Regions from separate parts of the Mus musculus genome. Here region 2 is linked to region 1. The links are chromatin loops, found by intact Hi-C in ENCODE. Cell type or tissue: left cerebral cortex. All regions are shown on one strand. Links, peaks and the distances in the headings refer to the core of each region. The heading gives the core; the rest is flanking DNA.

What was found. Peaks named below come from ENCODE experiments on the same cell type or tissue, not always from the same donor. Only the 100,000 strongest peaks of a DNase experiment are listed, where the experiment ranks them.
Region 2: it touches region 1 in a loop (2.3-fold over the local background); 6 of 42 quality-filtered maps call a loop at or near these places.

Annotation. Positions count from the first base shown.
Region 1 is chr2:4,470,486-4,478,189 of GRCm38, forward strand. It overlaps Frmd4a (FERM domain containing 4A), which reads left to right. Exons shown (of 23, transcript NM_172475.3): 3 at 2,636-2,730. Gm39751 (a long non-coding RNA gene) reads right to left here. Exons shown (of 5, transcript XR_865941.3): 4 at 5,338-5,425; 5 at 1-2,896. Among named protein-coding and RNA genes, the nearest start is that of Gm39751, 39 kb to the right of the region's middle. In left cerebral cortex, for the core only: a CTCF peak has its summit at 4,293 (motif pointing right); DNase peaks (open chromatin) are centred at 2,449, 3,607, 3,890, 4,227 and 1 more place; H3K27ac peaks cover 310 bases.
Region 2 is chr2:4,330,715-4,338,418 of GRCm38, forward strand. All of the region lies in intron 1 of Frmd4a (FERM domain containing 4A), which reads left to right. Among named protein-coding and RNA genes, the nearest start is that of Gm23691, 46 kb to the right of the region's middle. In left cerebral cortex, for the core only: no CTCF peak of the experiment used is centred there; a DNase peak (open chromatin) is centred at 3,686.

The DNA.
Region 1 (7,704 bases), core at 1,564-6,563:
GGCAAATACAGAAATGGATGCTCACAGTCATCCGTTGGATGGAGCACAAGGTCCCCAATGAAGGAGCCAGAGAAATACCCAGGGAGATGAAGGGGTCTGAAGCCCCATAGAAGGAACATCAATATGAACTAACCAGTATCCCCGAGCTCCTTGAAACTATACCACCAATCAAAGAAAACACATGGTGGAACTTGTGGCACTAGCTATACATGTAACAGAGGATGGCCTAGTTGGTCATCAATGGGAGGAGAGCCCCTTGGTCCTGTGAAGGCTCTATGCCCCAGTATAGGGGAATGCCAGGACCAGGAATGGGAGTGGGTGGGTTGGGGAGTAGGGAAGTAGAGAGGTGATAGGGGATTTTCGGAGGGGAAACTAGGAACGGGGATAACATTTGAAATGTAAATAAAGAAAATATCTAATAAAAATTTTTTTTAAAAAGATATGCTCTTGCTGTGAAACTCAAGCTAGCCTTGAATCCCCCATTCCTCCTTACTGTAGCCTCCTAAGTGTTGGGGTTACAGGTGTGTAACCCAGTGCCCAGCTCAAAATACTTCCAGAAACAGCAAGCATCACAGATACACTGTGGCCACTTTGAAAGATATGGCAGTCATTCTGATGGATAAGTGATGATCCACTGTGTTATAAAAGCAGTGAACTTGCTGTGTCACCACAACCCATAAATTAACTCAGCCCAACATCTTCTGGAAGGAATGGCAGCATTTATAGTCAAGCACATCCCACAACACGTTCTTAAGCTTGGGAACTCAAATCTTGCAGCATCTTTCATAATTCATTTGTAAAACTCTGAGATGAGCCACATGCATCCCTCCACAATCCCAGTGTAGACTTCTTCCTATCAAGGAAGAAAGAATTGACGTCCAATCTTGGGTGTTCTATTGGTTTAGACTCAGATTGTAGCATGCACCAGGAAGCAGAGAGCACTGGATGCAGTTGGTGTGTCAAGGTGGGGTTTTGTGGGGAGCCGCCCTCACATTCGCCGTTGCAAGATGGCGCTGACATCCTGTGTTCTAAGTGGTAAACAAATAATCTGCGCATGTGCCAAGGGTAGTTCTCCACCCCATGTGCTCTGCCTTCCCTGTGATGACAACTCGGCCGATGGGCTGCAGCCAATCAGGGAGTGACACGTCCTAGGCGGAGGATAATTCTCCTTAAAAGGGACGGGGTTTCGCCATTCTTGCTCTTGCTCTTGCTCTTGCTCTATTGCGCTCTGGCTCCTAAAGATGTAAGCAATAGAGCTCTTGCTCTTGCTCTCTTGCTCTCTGGCTCCTGAAGATGTAAGCAATAAAGCTTTGCCGCAGAAGATTCCGGTTTGTTGCGTCTTTCCTGGCCGGTCCCGAACGTGTGTAAGAGGGTTTCCCATTGGTCTCTCATTTCCAGGGAAGGAAGTGTTACTGTCACTTCAACCCCATGGGGTTCTAAGTGGTTTTCACTTCTGAGCTGCTGCTCACTGATAGAAGAGGAGGCAGAAACAACTGCCTGATCCCTGGGCCTGTGTCTGCCCTGCACAATGGACAATCTCACAGGATTATGAGGTTAAACAATGTGTAAAAAGTGCTTAGCACAGTGCCTACCACACAGCGAGGACAGCTCCTGACCCATCAGGCAGGTCAGTGTAGGGATGTTAGACTTGACAATAGTACAAATGCAGTCTTTGTTCAGTAAAAATCGTGCTTTGAATTTTGTATCTGGATGGTTTCTCTGGGTCAGGCTGTGTGCTACAATCTCTAAGGATGCCAAGAGCCAGAGCCCAATGTGATCACCAGGCAGAAGCAGCCACACTGGGGAGGGTGTGTTTAACCTTTCAATGTAGCTCATGATCTTAAGTAAGTTTGCCATTTTGTCATGGGCTGCATTCAGGGTACCCTTGAGCTCATACCTGTAGCCATGTGTTGCTAAACTCTGGTATTCATATTCAATAAATTTGGGCTTAACATTTTCCAATTACACTGGGTAGATCAGAAAGTAACCTTATTCCAAGAATAGGAAGGGGTCTGCCTGTGTTTGCTAAATAGACCAAGAACTCTTCCTGTCAGAGCAGTATAAGGTAGGGAAGGAAAGACACCAGGCTGGACAGACCCACTAAAGAGCAAAAATGTCATTTGTTGACAGAACCAATCTTACTGAGCCTCCAGTTGCTGCCAAGACTTCCCACTTGGCTGTTTTATACAGCAGCATCCTAATGGTCTGTTTCTTTTGGTCTTTCTCCTTCTCTATTCTCTCTCTTCCTCCCTCACTCTTGGCTTCATCTCTCTGTGTACCTCATGTAGCCCAGGATAGCCTCAAACTTGCTATGCAGCAGAAGATAATCATGAACTCCTGCTCCTCCTGCCTCTATTTCTCGTGGAACCCCATGAAGTACTCATGCACCATGACAACCAGTTTTATGCTGCTTGGATGATTAAACACAGGGCTTTGTGCGTGCCAGGCAAGAACCTTCCTTCCAACTGAACCACATCCAAGCCTCTCTTTGGATTTTACAAAAGTCATTTGTGTTTCTGCAGTGTGCCTGAGTTCTCAGGCATTTCACTGAGAACATGCTAGAGACCCAAGATGATGACGTGACTTAGCAAAAGTCTCTCGTGAGTTAATCTTCCCTTCTGTGTTCTTCTTCCAGCCCAAGCTTTTGGCCAAGGAGCTTCTTGACCTCGTGGCCTCTCATTTCAACCTGAAGGAGAAGGAGTACTTTGGAATAGCATTCACAGATGAGACGTAAGTGCTGTCCAGAGCCCACAGACCCCAAACAAAAGAGCAGGATGTCAAATTACCCTCTCTCTGCTGTGCACAGCAAAATCAGGCTGCAGGCCACTTGGGTCCCATGGGGGCTACAGGGTCAGTCCAAGTTCACCATCTGAATTTCAAAAGCCGGTGATCATGCCTGGAGTGGCCAAAGGATATAATTAGATAGATGCTAATATTATGAAATTATTAGGTAATGTTCTTTAACCAAGCAGATTTGTGTTCAGATGAATGTCTAAAATGTTTATTTTTTTTAAAGAGTAGATCTGTGTGGGTTTAGTCTTTATTAAGGTTAAATGAAAACTTCTGGAAAGTAAATGTTGCTCTCCAGTGTTGAAGTAACAATAACAGGAAGTGGACTTGATGATAAATTCAGAGTGAGAGATGATCTGGGCGAGTTCACACTCTAAGCTGAAATAGAAGACAGCATCAGAGTTCCTATCGCCCATCTGAGGTGAAATGTTTGTTTTCAGCAACCTTCCAGTTTGCTGGGTACCATCATGTTATATAATAAAGGAAGGCATAGGCTCCATGGATGATGTTTCAATCTCTTACTATACTGTTACCAAAGAGTTCAGTGAAGATTGGCCCAAATTCTTAGATAAGGATATCTAAGCTAAGGACTGGGGGTGCAGTGAGGGGTGAAGCACTTCCCTAGGCATGTGTGGTCCTTGGTTCCACTGTAACTGGATGACAAATGTCTAAGAGATGTCAGTAGTTCCTCCACACAAAGAACTAAAATGAGTGGGGCCAGGCTGGAAGTCTATTAACCAGATGCCAGCTTGGGTCTTTACAGGACTCCTGCATCTTCGCCTTTCCCCTACTGGATATGCCTAGACACCTGCCCCCACAGCTTCCCACAGTTCCTCCTCTCAGTGTTTTCTGGGAACAAGAACTAACCATCTCTGAGAGCCTGCTCGTACTTTCCCTGTCTGCCCACGTTCTTCACACTCTGCTTCCCCCCCTCCCCCCCCCCCCCCCCGCACCAGGAAACAAAACAAAACAATAACCTCCTTTAGACAGATGTTCCCGAAATCTCCTCTGTCTGTATCTATGCCCGCACACCCCTGTGCATGCTCAAATGCCCAGGTGAGGTTACTGGCTGGCAAGGCCAGTACAGTCAAGCCCAGCCCCCAGGAATGAGGTGGGGCCATTGAGGTAGGATGGAAGCAAGAATAGGCAGCTTCTGTGTTGGTCAGTAGGAAAGCCACCTTAGGCGACCTTGGCTATGGTTGATCTTGGAGATCTGTGAGTTTGCAAGATGTCCACACGTAAGCCTGGGGCTCTGACTTCAATCCCCAGAATTTAAGTTTAAAAATAAAAGCCAAATTTGGTCCATGACACATGTAATCCCAACATAGGGAAGTGTATTAGAAATTCCAGCCAGCAAAGAATCAGCCATGAGCTCAGACAGGAAAGCTGTTCTTTGTTTAGGAGTGGGCAGGAGCCCAGGCTAATGCTCTGGGAAGGCCTGGCAGTCCTCCACAATTTCTTACAACTTTTACAGCTCAGCTGAGCTCAGGTGACAGTGTGGCCACCAGAGGACAGTCTCTGAGTCCCATGCCTACCAAAAGGAATTTCTGTCAAGCTAGGCATGTGCACAGAAACAAATTGCAGACATGAACATTTTACAGGTAGACATTTTGAAGCTAGCATTAAAAGCATACAAACATTTGAAATGACAATAAAAAAGTATCCTGTTTTGTTAGGCACAGTGAGTGGCACAGGGCTAACAAAGTCTCAGGGCTTTAATCTCAGGGGGCAGCAGTGGGAGGATCCTACAGCGTTCCAGGACAGCCCAGCTACCTAGAGAGACCCTGTCTCAAAAACAAAAACAAACACATAAAACCTAACAGCAATAATGATTTCTTAGCAAACAGGATCTGCTGTAGAACCTTACGGTACTCTGGCAAGTTTTTGCCTTCCCTGGATACAGAATGTGAACAGGTTGGCAGAAGCCAGCATACTTAAATAAAATTTTAACTCATTTTAATTCTGCACACTCCTTTTTAGACAAAGATTTGCAGTAGTCTATCATAGAATAAAGTACTGATTTGATTTTCTTAGGCTGTATCTATAAGCCTACAAAATATATGTTCATATCACCTCCTCAGAGACAAACTGACCTCTTGGGCTCACTGTCTCTCCAACTTAACCTGTTTGGCAGTGAGAAACCTTAGCTCAAGAAATATGGTTGGGGACTGGAGAAGTAGCTCAGCAGTTAAGAGTGTTTGCTGTTCTTCCAAAGGAACTAAGCTTGGTTCCCAGCACCCACAGAGGGGGACTGACAACCATCAGTAACTGCAGCTGGCCTCAGATGGGGATGATCTGGCCTCTACAGACACCCACACATACATGCACATGAAAGTAATAAATAAAGATATCAAACTTTCCAAAAGAAAGAAGAAAGGTGAGCAGTGACTGAGTAACAAAACAACAAAACCCAAGCTATCCTGACTCCCACATGCACACACACACATGCACACCTGTACACACACATGTGCACCTCACATAAAAGTGACTTTTGGAGCAGTGGTGTGGACAGAAGCAGAGGCAAGGGCAAAGCCCGAGCTTACTTACAAAAGGAGTAGGGTCAGTCCTGGGGCTGCAGCCCATAGGGCACCGAGGTAGAAGGCAGTCTTGCTGGTCTTCTCTGGTCTAGACGGACCTGCACCAGCAGACCAGGAGAGATGCAGGCAGGTAATAAAGAAGAAATGCTTTAAATAGCACATGTGTAGAAAGAAAAACTGACTTTCATGAACACAAGCATTCTCTCCCGTCCCTGCTGAGAATCCCCAGAAGCATGATCCCCTAATTACTCTCCATGCCGCCACTGATTGGAAGGAAACTGTAAGTCTCAACTAATCACAGCCCCATTGTTCCCATTTCCCAAGTTAGTTTATTCCATTCAAGAAGACTATGAACTCTGGACAGTCCCAGTTAGACTTCCCGGAGTCAACAGGAGTCAAAGAACTTGCATGTTATCTTAGGCCAGAGAGGAAGAAGCCTATATGCTGAGGATGACAGACCACAGCCCTGAGAGCCAAGAGCAATTGATTAGACGGATGAAAAGGGGAAAGGAGGACACAAAAGCCACACCTCAGAGGCAGGAGGGGCACACCCCAGAGTCTGATGGCCATCCTATAAGCCTTTGTGGGAGCTGAGCTCTCTGGAGTCTCTGCTGGCCTGAGAGCCTGCCTGCCTGGGTGTCTGTGCATTCATTCATGTAACGCACATGTACAGAAGGCCCTCTTGAGAGGAGCATCGTGCTCCCCATAGCAGGAACTCCCAACCATCCTTCTGGCTGGTCTTGAGACTGCACAGGCCCCTAACACCTCCTCCCATATCTGAGTGTGAGGCCATCTCCAGCCATAGCACCAGTAGCCGGCCACCATCATGAAAAAGAGTTGGGCCACCTGTTGGTCACTGAATGCGAGCTGGCAGGTATGTCTGGTGCACTAGGGGACTTACAGCAGGTGTCAGTCCTAGAGAAAGTCAAGCCTCTGAGAGACAGGCCAACTGGACAAGGGCCAGGGTGACTTAGGGGACAGTCCTTGGTGGCCTGATAATACCTGGGCCTACATACATCTCTGGGCCTCTCTGGTAATCGGAACATTTCTCCTTTCCATTTTAAGAAAGGGAAGCACTAAGGTCGCCCCTTGGACTTGTGCCTGGTGGTGCTCTGGGTCTGTGATTCCTAGGTCCAGAAGCATGAGCTTGGCTTTTGCTCTGCTTCTCCATGCCAAGAAGTGCTAACACGACAGTCCCCTGCATGTGTGTGTGTGTGTGTGTGTGTGTGTGTATACGCACAAGTACACACATGCAGCTGCTGATAATCAAACCCAGGACCTCAAGTATCATAACCACAGAGCCACATCCTCATCTCAAAAGGAAACATTTTAATAACTGTGTTCAAATTGAGTAAGTATGTTCCCAAGGTGTTTTTGTTCACATGAGTGTGCACCCACTATACTCTGTTTTACCCACACACAGACACACGTGCATTTGTACTAGCACGCACACACACACACACATCAAAAATGTCTAAATTTTAAAGCACTATTTAAAGATCAAATTTCTCCCAGGGCCTATGCTTCAGAAAGTCTCTAGGTTGTCCAAACTGCCCTCCTTTGCCCAGTCTATCACAAATGGGAACAGTGAAAGATGAATGCCCTCCTTATTTGGACAGAGTGAGTGCAAGTTGAAAGTGACTAAGTGCAATTGAATCCTAAAGGAAATTCCGTGGGACCTGGTGACATTTGAGTAGAGCCTATGGCTTAGGTCATCCAGCAGTGGCCTTGCATCATGGCTCTGCTGAGTTCTCCAGAGTTTGCCAGATGCTGCCGAGGGAAGCTGGGCGGCGGGTGAAGGGAGGCTGTGAGATCTTTGCAGCTCTTCTATAATTATTTCCAAATTAAAAGCCTCAAAACAAAGTAACAACGGAGAAGGAAGAAGTGGGATCAACACTGCAGACTGGTTACGAGCAGCATTCAGTATTCTCAGTCCTGAAGTTTTACACTGTGGGCTGTGGTACTTTATAAATAAATACCAATTATTGGGGGAATAGAGAAGCTTCCAATACCCCACCCCCTTTCTCTGAGGGTTCCATCTAGGCCCCACAAAACGTCATTGCCAGAATTCACACTGACAGGATGGCGGACAACCTATAACCTGAGAGCCCCACATTTTGCTGGATCCCCCTGCTGCCCAGGAAGGGCCGATGCCGACCCTTGAACTTGTCCCCGAGTGCGTGACCTGATCTGTTGGTGATTCCTGTGTCCACAAACACTAGCCAGCTTTCCTCTGCCTTTCCATACCCCACACTTACAGAGTGGCTTGGAACTTACAGCCACTCTGCAGGTCTGAGCCCTGCCTGATTTGAACTGAAAATAGGCAGGTTAACATGTGCTACCACAAGCTGCCACAGACCAATGACAACATTAGTGT
Region 2 (7,704 bases), core at 1,221-6,220, 140 kb before region 1:
CCCTGTCTGTTCCATAATTATATGCTTGTGATAAGAACCTGGTTGGTGGCCAAATTCCCCAGAGGGTAGGGAGCACTAGGGTGCACATGCAGAAGTATATATACTGCGTTCATACCGTGAGCATTTGTTTTCTCTGGGAAACGCCAGGGCACTTAGCTAATATACTCTATGCAGATGCTTTCTGCCTCCCGTTATCTCAGCTCTTCCCTGTCTCCTAGCACCTATCCTTCCTTCTCTCTGTCCTTCTTGGATTCTTTCTTTCTCCTTCCCTCTCCTTTTCTTTCTCCATTTAAGTAAAATAGTGTCCACCAATGGGGCATAGAAAAGCACACTTCTCTCGCACACCCAACCTTTCGATACGAAAACGTCCCATGAATGAATTGTATGTAGGATCAAATCAAGGCGATGCTTTGAGTGAAAGTCATCATGCATGGAGAGACACTAAAACTCACCCAAAAGAGGCATAACAGAAGGCAATCTTCCAGTACTGACTAAACTAACAATCTTCTAAAACTATCGTCTTAAACTTGAACTATCTTCTTATACTAATAAAATAACAAAGGGAGAAAAGATGTTAAGCAAACATGACTTAGAGAATCACAGGGTTGGAATAATCTTGAGTTTGGCAGGAACCAAAAAAAGTCTCTTAGTGAGTGAGTGCTGAACCCCCGCACCCCACCCCACCCACGTGCCCTGTGCTATTGGTTAATCCTTGAAACAGCCCAGTGAGGTGCCTAGTGTTTCCATTCCACAGCTGAATACATCATAAAGACAATCAATCTGTCCTGGTCCCTTCAGGAAATGGTAGGACCAACTTCAACCTTGTCTAACTCCAGGATATTCCAGGAGGTTATAGAAGATAATAAAGGTAAGAGTTGAGAAAATAAAGAATAATAAATAAGATGCACAGAAGAAAGCTATGCCTGAGTATCAACCAAGCATTTTTTCTTTTAAGATGATTCAATCTAAGTAATATTAAGATTGAACTTCACCCATCTCTCCTTTTTTAAGTTGATTTATTAATTTTACATGAAGTAGTGTGTTGCCTGTATGCAGATCCCCTGGAACTGGAGTTACAGACAGTGGTGAACTGTCCTGCAGTTGCTGGAAATTGAACTTAATGCTATCATCTGCCCAGTCCCTTGACCTGCCTTAGTCATACAGATTGTATCCTCACTGCATTCCCAGGTTCCTTACTGTCCCTATAAGCTTTGGAATCTCACCTTTTGGTATACAATCTATTGACTTAGAAAGCAGGAATCTTTCTGAAACATGGTTGAATATAATTGTCAACCAGCCAAATGTGGTACTGCATGCTCTTCATAGCAGCGACCGCTCGAGAGGTAGAGGCATAAAGGGCACAAAATCAGGGCTGCCTGGGACATATGGCAAGTATTAGGCTAGCCTGATCTAATGGCAAGAAATCTATCTTCCTCCCCACCCCCCAAAAAAGCCAACCAAAGGGAAGCTGAGCTCACAAGCAGTTGCAACCCATTTACCTGACTGTCTTTCTCTTAGGTTAAGTTCTATGTATGGTTTATCCATCAAACAGCCTGCACAGTCATAGATCTTAAGGGAGAAAAAAAAAATGATACATGTTGCTGTGACCTCCTTTCTCCATTTTCCCCCATAATCGTGGATGTGGCTATTAAATCCATGATATAAGCTTCCTCGCTTTCTATCCCAACCTAAATTTAGTATGATTCCAAGGAAAATGGCCCGTGCCTTACAAGTAACCCAGAAAAATAGCCAGTGCTCCAGTGTTGATATAAAATTAAACATTTGGCTTCACCGTGCAGAAACTCCTGGGTTCTCCAAGTCTCGGAGAGTTAAGAAAAATCGTTGGAATGTCATGGGGATACTGGCAACGGACTCTGGAGCTCTCTCCCCGCCACTTTCTCGCCCTGGAATGTTTCTGCCTCACACTCTTTTCGGTTTTGTCTGGACCTGCCAGAGAGCCAGCAGTGTGCAGGACTATAGAGAGACAAGGATAGGTGGTTATCTGCAGGCCAGGGTTTATTCCTCCCTGGTGCCTGCAGGGTCCCCAGAGACTGGGAGACGTGTGCTAATCCTTGCAAGAAAACAGTCTCTCCAGATTAGCCAGGGTAGGTAGTGGGAGAGGAGAGCGAGGGGAAGCAGAATCATTTTGACTGCATTTTTGCCTTGTCTGATTAGATCTCAGTGACTCTGGGACTTTGCATTACTAAAGGAACACAACCCCCGTATGTAGGCCTGGGAACAGAGGGGCCAGGGCAAGGCCTGGAGCTGGCATGGCTGCTGGGCTGTTGGGCTCTGAAGACGTACCATGTAGCTGGGACCTTGCTTGCCGGCTACTAAGGACTTGCAGGGAAGGAAACCTACATCGTCTGCAGCTGATGTTAAAACCGTGGTGCATCCCCAATGCTGTCTACCAGGTAGGACCAAAGCTCACTTTGCTTTGCTGTGGGGGAGGGGGACAGGTAACAGAGGAGGATCAAGAGTGACCAGCATCTTTCCTTGAGGCTGGGGAACACCTTGCCATCAATTAGGATCTGGATAACCTTAATGGAACATCCCTTCCTAGGTGCCTGGGCCCATGTGAGGTGCTCTAAGTTCAGTCTGCAAGGTGACCCTATAGAAGAGGGTCACCAGCTGAAGGACGGGGTTATTAAAGAATGCATGTTGCTTTAAATTCATCTAGCATGCAAGTGGCAGAAGCCAGTGATTTAAAGCATGGTATCTCTGGCTGTGGAGACTAAGCAAGTGCTTTTTATGGGTTCCAGATTCCCAAGCAAGGTCTGATGTTTTCTGAGCAATGTGCACACAAGTTACATGTGGTGACATTCTTGGGTAAGAGACAGATGTGACTCTTCACAGCAGAAGGCTGAGAGGCAAGAGCACCAAGGAGGAACCCTGGGGCTTTCCTCAGCCCCTTCTCCTTGTGTTGGCTCACTCACACAGGATTCTCTGGAATCAAACACTTGGACCCATGTCTCACTCAAACCTATGAGAAATTTGCTATTGGGGTTTTATCTCATGGATGGGACATAGGTTTGTGAGGGTGCACCTGTGTATATGGATGCATGTAAGTGTGGTAGTCAGAGGACAACCTTGGATGGCCTTCCTTGGGAGTTTACCTACCTGCTGTTTGGAAGAAGTCCTCTTCTGATCTGAGGCTCGCAGATTTCAACTGGACTGTGTAGCCAGGGAGCCTCGGGGATCTTACTTTACCTCCCCAGTATGGGAGGTTACAAACATGCTACCACACTTGGCTTTCTGCCTGTGTTCTGAGGATCAAACTCAGCCCCAGCAAGCACTTTCCTCGGTGAGCTATCTCTTCAGCCCTTCAGTTTCCTTGTTTGCAATGGTGGGAATGGAACCCAGGGTCTCACAGACTAGGCAAGCATTCTACCCCTGAGCATCAGCCCTGGCCCAAAGATGACACTTTGCACAAGAGGCTGATACTTCACAGTCAGTTGTCTGGAAATGTGGAACACTTCCAAAAGGAAGACAGAAGTATCTGTTTCCTGCAGCCACCAACAGTTCAGATTGGTGGCATTCCCACTTGCCAGGGAGGTGTCAGTCCTGAGATCTCCAGCCCACCCTGAGAGGGACCAGTCTGCTGGAGCTGGGGGAGGGAAACCAAATTCTTCTGGCTTCCTCTTCAAAGGGCAGTCACAGACTTCTCTTTGGCTGACAGCTTTTTGCAACCCAGTTTATTTCATTAAGTCAACTTGAGCAGGCTTGGCCTCTTTCCCCGTTTGCTGGCTCACCACGCTGTTTGGCATCAGGCAGACACAGCTGGATTTGTACTTTCTAGGTGTGATGTGGCGGTGTATAATCCCCTAATGAACCACGATGTTTAAATAGCTCCAGGCTTCATGCTCCTCTCCCCACATACAATGTCTGGGGGCGGGGGGGGGGGGGGGGTGCATCAGGGACAGTTCCTTGGTAGCCAGGCCCCAGGTGCTAGATGGCTTTCATATGGACACTCCCTCCCCGTCCTGGCCCCTTCTCTGATTATAGACACAGTTTCTGGAGATGCGCTTTTTCTGGAATTCTTGTCCTTGAAGGAGGCATACCTTTGTAGTAACCTTTGTGTTACTAGAAACAGCAGCTATGTCACCAATAAATCTTGTGTAAAATAAACTTGAGGAAAATCTCTCAAAAATGAACAACCATCATGGGAAAAAAAAAAACCTTAATCTTTTCAATGACAAGTTATGAATCTAAGGGAGTTCTGGGGGACCACAAAAACAAAATGTGCTGAGAGACTCAAGAGGAAGGGGAAGTCTGCAGGTTGATGAAATCGGAAGCTTTCCTGAAATGTTACTTTCCAGGCCAGTGCCGCCTCGTCTCCATCCTGGCATTTGGAATGATAACTTGGTCTAGATAATTCTGTCTCTGCAGACATTGCTGTGATTACAAATGAGATTGGGGACCCGGCTCCTGGCCTTTAGCAAATCTTCTCTTACCCTCTTACTTCTCTTTTGTCTTGTCAGGTTATCACCTGATATAGAGCATTGGGCTTCAAAGGGCTGGGGAGATCATTTGTTTGGTAACGTGTTTGTCACACTGGCATGAAGACCTGAGTTCAAGTCCAAGGATCCACATAAAAAGCCTAGAGGGGTAGCATAGGGTTTGAATCTCTGCAATGGTGAAGCAGAGACAGCCAGAGCCCTGGGTCTCACAGGCCAGCAGACCTAGTCTACTCTGGGACTTACAGGTCCTAGTAAGGATCTCTGTCTCAAAAACTAAGATGGGTGGCTCTGGAGGAACAATCTAATATGACCTCTGACCTCCACGTGTGTATGCACACATGTGCACATATAGCTACCCACATGTACACTCACATATACAAACACACAAATACAATTAAAAATAAAAGTAAAATTAAACTTCAAAATCAAGGGAGCTGGGTAGCCAAGCCCCTTGTTTCCCCAGAGACTTTTTCAGGCCTTCCATTAACAGCTGAAGTATATTGAAGAGAATATTGACTTATTAGCCGCCAGTCCCAGGAAAACATTCCCGTGTAACCACAATTCAATCTAGTCCAATTCAATTCAGCAGCCATTTGCTGAGTGGCAGTTATGTTACCTGAGCCTGTGGGCCTCTGGGACTGGAGGGCTGGCTTTCTTATTTGTCCCTGGTCCCTCCCTGGCCAAGCTAAGCTGGTTGGCTCAAGGAGAGAAGTCGTTTCTGATCTACACAGCCCTGTTTGCAACTTGAACTTGACTCCCATGAGTGGTCCCAGAAAGCAGTTGCTAGGAGGAAGGTCGGGATGGCAAGTCTAAACTAGTTCGCTAACCCCAGTCTAGGATAACAGGGCTTGGTTAGTATACTCCAGAGCCAACTGAGGGGGTTGGAAGAAGGAAGGGAAGCCAAAAGCTTCAAACCTGTGCTGGACCACGGGTGGTCCAAATGCCTTCCAGAATAGACTTATCAAGTCCTGGCAACTCCCACCTGCCCTGAGACCTTCATGTCCACTGGCCAGCAGAGCTGGCTTAAAGAGACATTGAAAATGATATGATCTTCATCCTCAGGAGCTCAAAGCCTCATGGGGAATTGTCAAGAACATGATCATTTCATTTCAACAAAAAGCAGCATTGAGAGACATTCAAAGAATAACTAACTGCACGAGAAGAATGTTGCCAAAAACCAAAAAACAAACAAACAAAAAAAAAACTCTGTTTTTCTCTCCTGGTCTTTGTTTTCTCCATTACAGTACCAGAGTAATAGCTTTGTAGTGTTGCAATGATGAAATACAGGAAAAACAAAAGGAAATATATATATATATATATATATATATATATATATATATATATATATATATATATATATATATATATATATATATATATATATATTCTTCCTTCCATATATGTATATAATGTTACAAATAATGAAGAATATACTAAAGTGACATGGTGTTGATTTTTAATGCACTGTGTTGGTAGTGTTGTTTGGAAAATGCATCAAGAGTGCATTTAGTTTTTTGCCTGTCAGTAATCCATGCCATTTGATGCTTTTTGCTTAAGTGGTGCTTTCATGGGTTTTAGTGTCTCCCTAGGCTAGCATGCTGAAGTCCAGATTCACCAGCCTGCCTTTAAAACACCCATGCAGGCTGGGCTGATACCTCAGTAAAGTGTTTGCAAGGCAAGCACCTGAGTCGGATCTCACATTAAAAGGGGGGAGGGCATGGTGCTGCTGCTTCTGATCCCACTGCTGAGGAGGGGGGACAGAAGTCAGGCTTGCTGGCCTCCCCTAGAGCCAGCTCCAGGCCAATGAAAGAAAGAGTAGACAGTATCTGAGGGATGATCTGTGAGGTTGTCCTCTACACTCCATAAGCACATGCACACACATGTTTGTGCAAACACATGCACATTTATGCACATCCACATTCTCCTTGCCCAGACGTGATCCCCAGGGGTTCTGATTTAATTGAAAGGGGCCTAGGTGTTAAAATGTTTGAAAGGCTCTCCAGGAGTTTCTGTTGTAAAGGCAATCCAGAGAGTGAAGGCTAAGGAGCCTCATTCCACTGTCAGATGGCAAGATGTTTATTAAACCCAAATAGTTGTAGCAGCAGCACAGCAGGGGTGGGCCTTAAATGACCTTGCTTTGTTTAGTAGGCATTCTATGGAGTATCACACTGTACCTTATAAACATGTACTTCTGAAATTATAATCTTTAAAGCAATTTAAAATTTTGATGTTTATATCTACATAAACAATGAATCAGGAAAATAATTAAAATTATACAAACAGGCAAAAGAAGAAAGAGACAATTTACAAACACCTATGTACATATGTGTAGGTGCATATGGATTCATGCACTATACACATGTGCACATTTTATGTGCATATGTTTTTACATATAATATGATATAATACCATAAGTGACAGCTAAAAAAATGAGGGTTAAGTGTGAGGTTGTAGCTCAGTGCTACAACCATCCGAGGTAGGCATGCATGCACACATGCACACACACACACACACACACACACACACACACACACACAAAGCTCTAGGCAGTGAGGATCACTCAGATCACTCAGATGAAATGGGAAGCACTAGATAGGCAGTGGCTGCCTTTATTATCACAAAAAAAATGAACATGAGCACCTGTGACCACACCCGTGGAGGGGACAAACCTGTGCTATAGCAGTGCCCGATTCTAAAATGGGCTTACTCACTTCTAAAATGTCAACCTCACACCTCCAACTGAGTCTGTGTCACAGCTGTGGAGACAAAAAGCTTCATTTGTCTCCAGTGTCTCTCACACAGCCCTTTACCACCCTACCCTCCAGCACAGGTTAGTTACGCAGGCTAGAATGCCCACACCTGGGAGTGGGAGCTTTAGAAGAGAAATGATTCAAAGTTATATAAACTTTAGATGTGAATGGAAAATTTAGTCATAAGCATAAGAAGGCTCACAGTGTTCACATCACAAAATCTTTTTTTAAAAAAAGTAAAATTATCAATTAACTACCTTATACATCCCTTTATGCACTATCTTTCTAATAAAAGATTTACTTATTTGTATTTTACATCTTTTTTTTTTTATTTATTTAATGTATATGAGTACACGGTCTCTATCTTCATGCACACCAGAAGAGGGCGTCAGATCTCATTACAGATGGTTGTGAGCCACCATGTGGTTGCTGGGAATTGAACTCAGGACCTCTGGAAGAGCAGTTGGTGCTTTTAACCGCTGAGCCATCTCTCC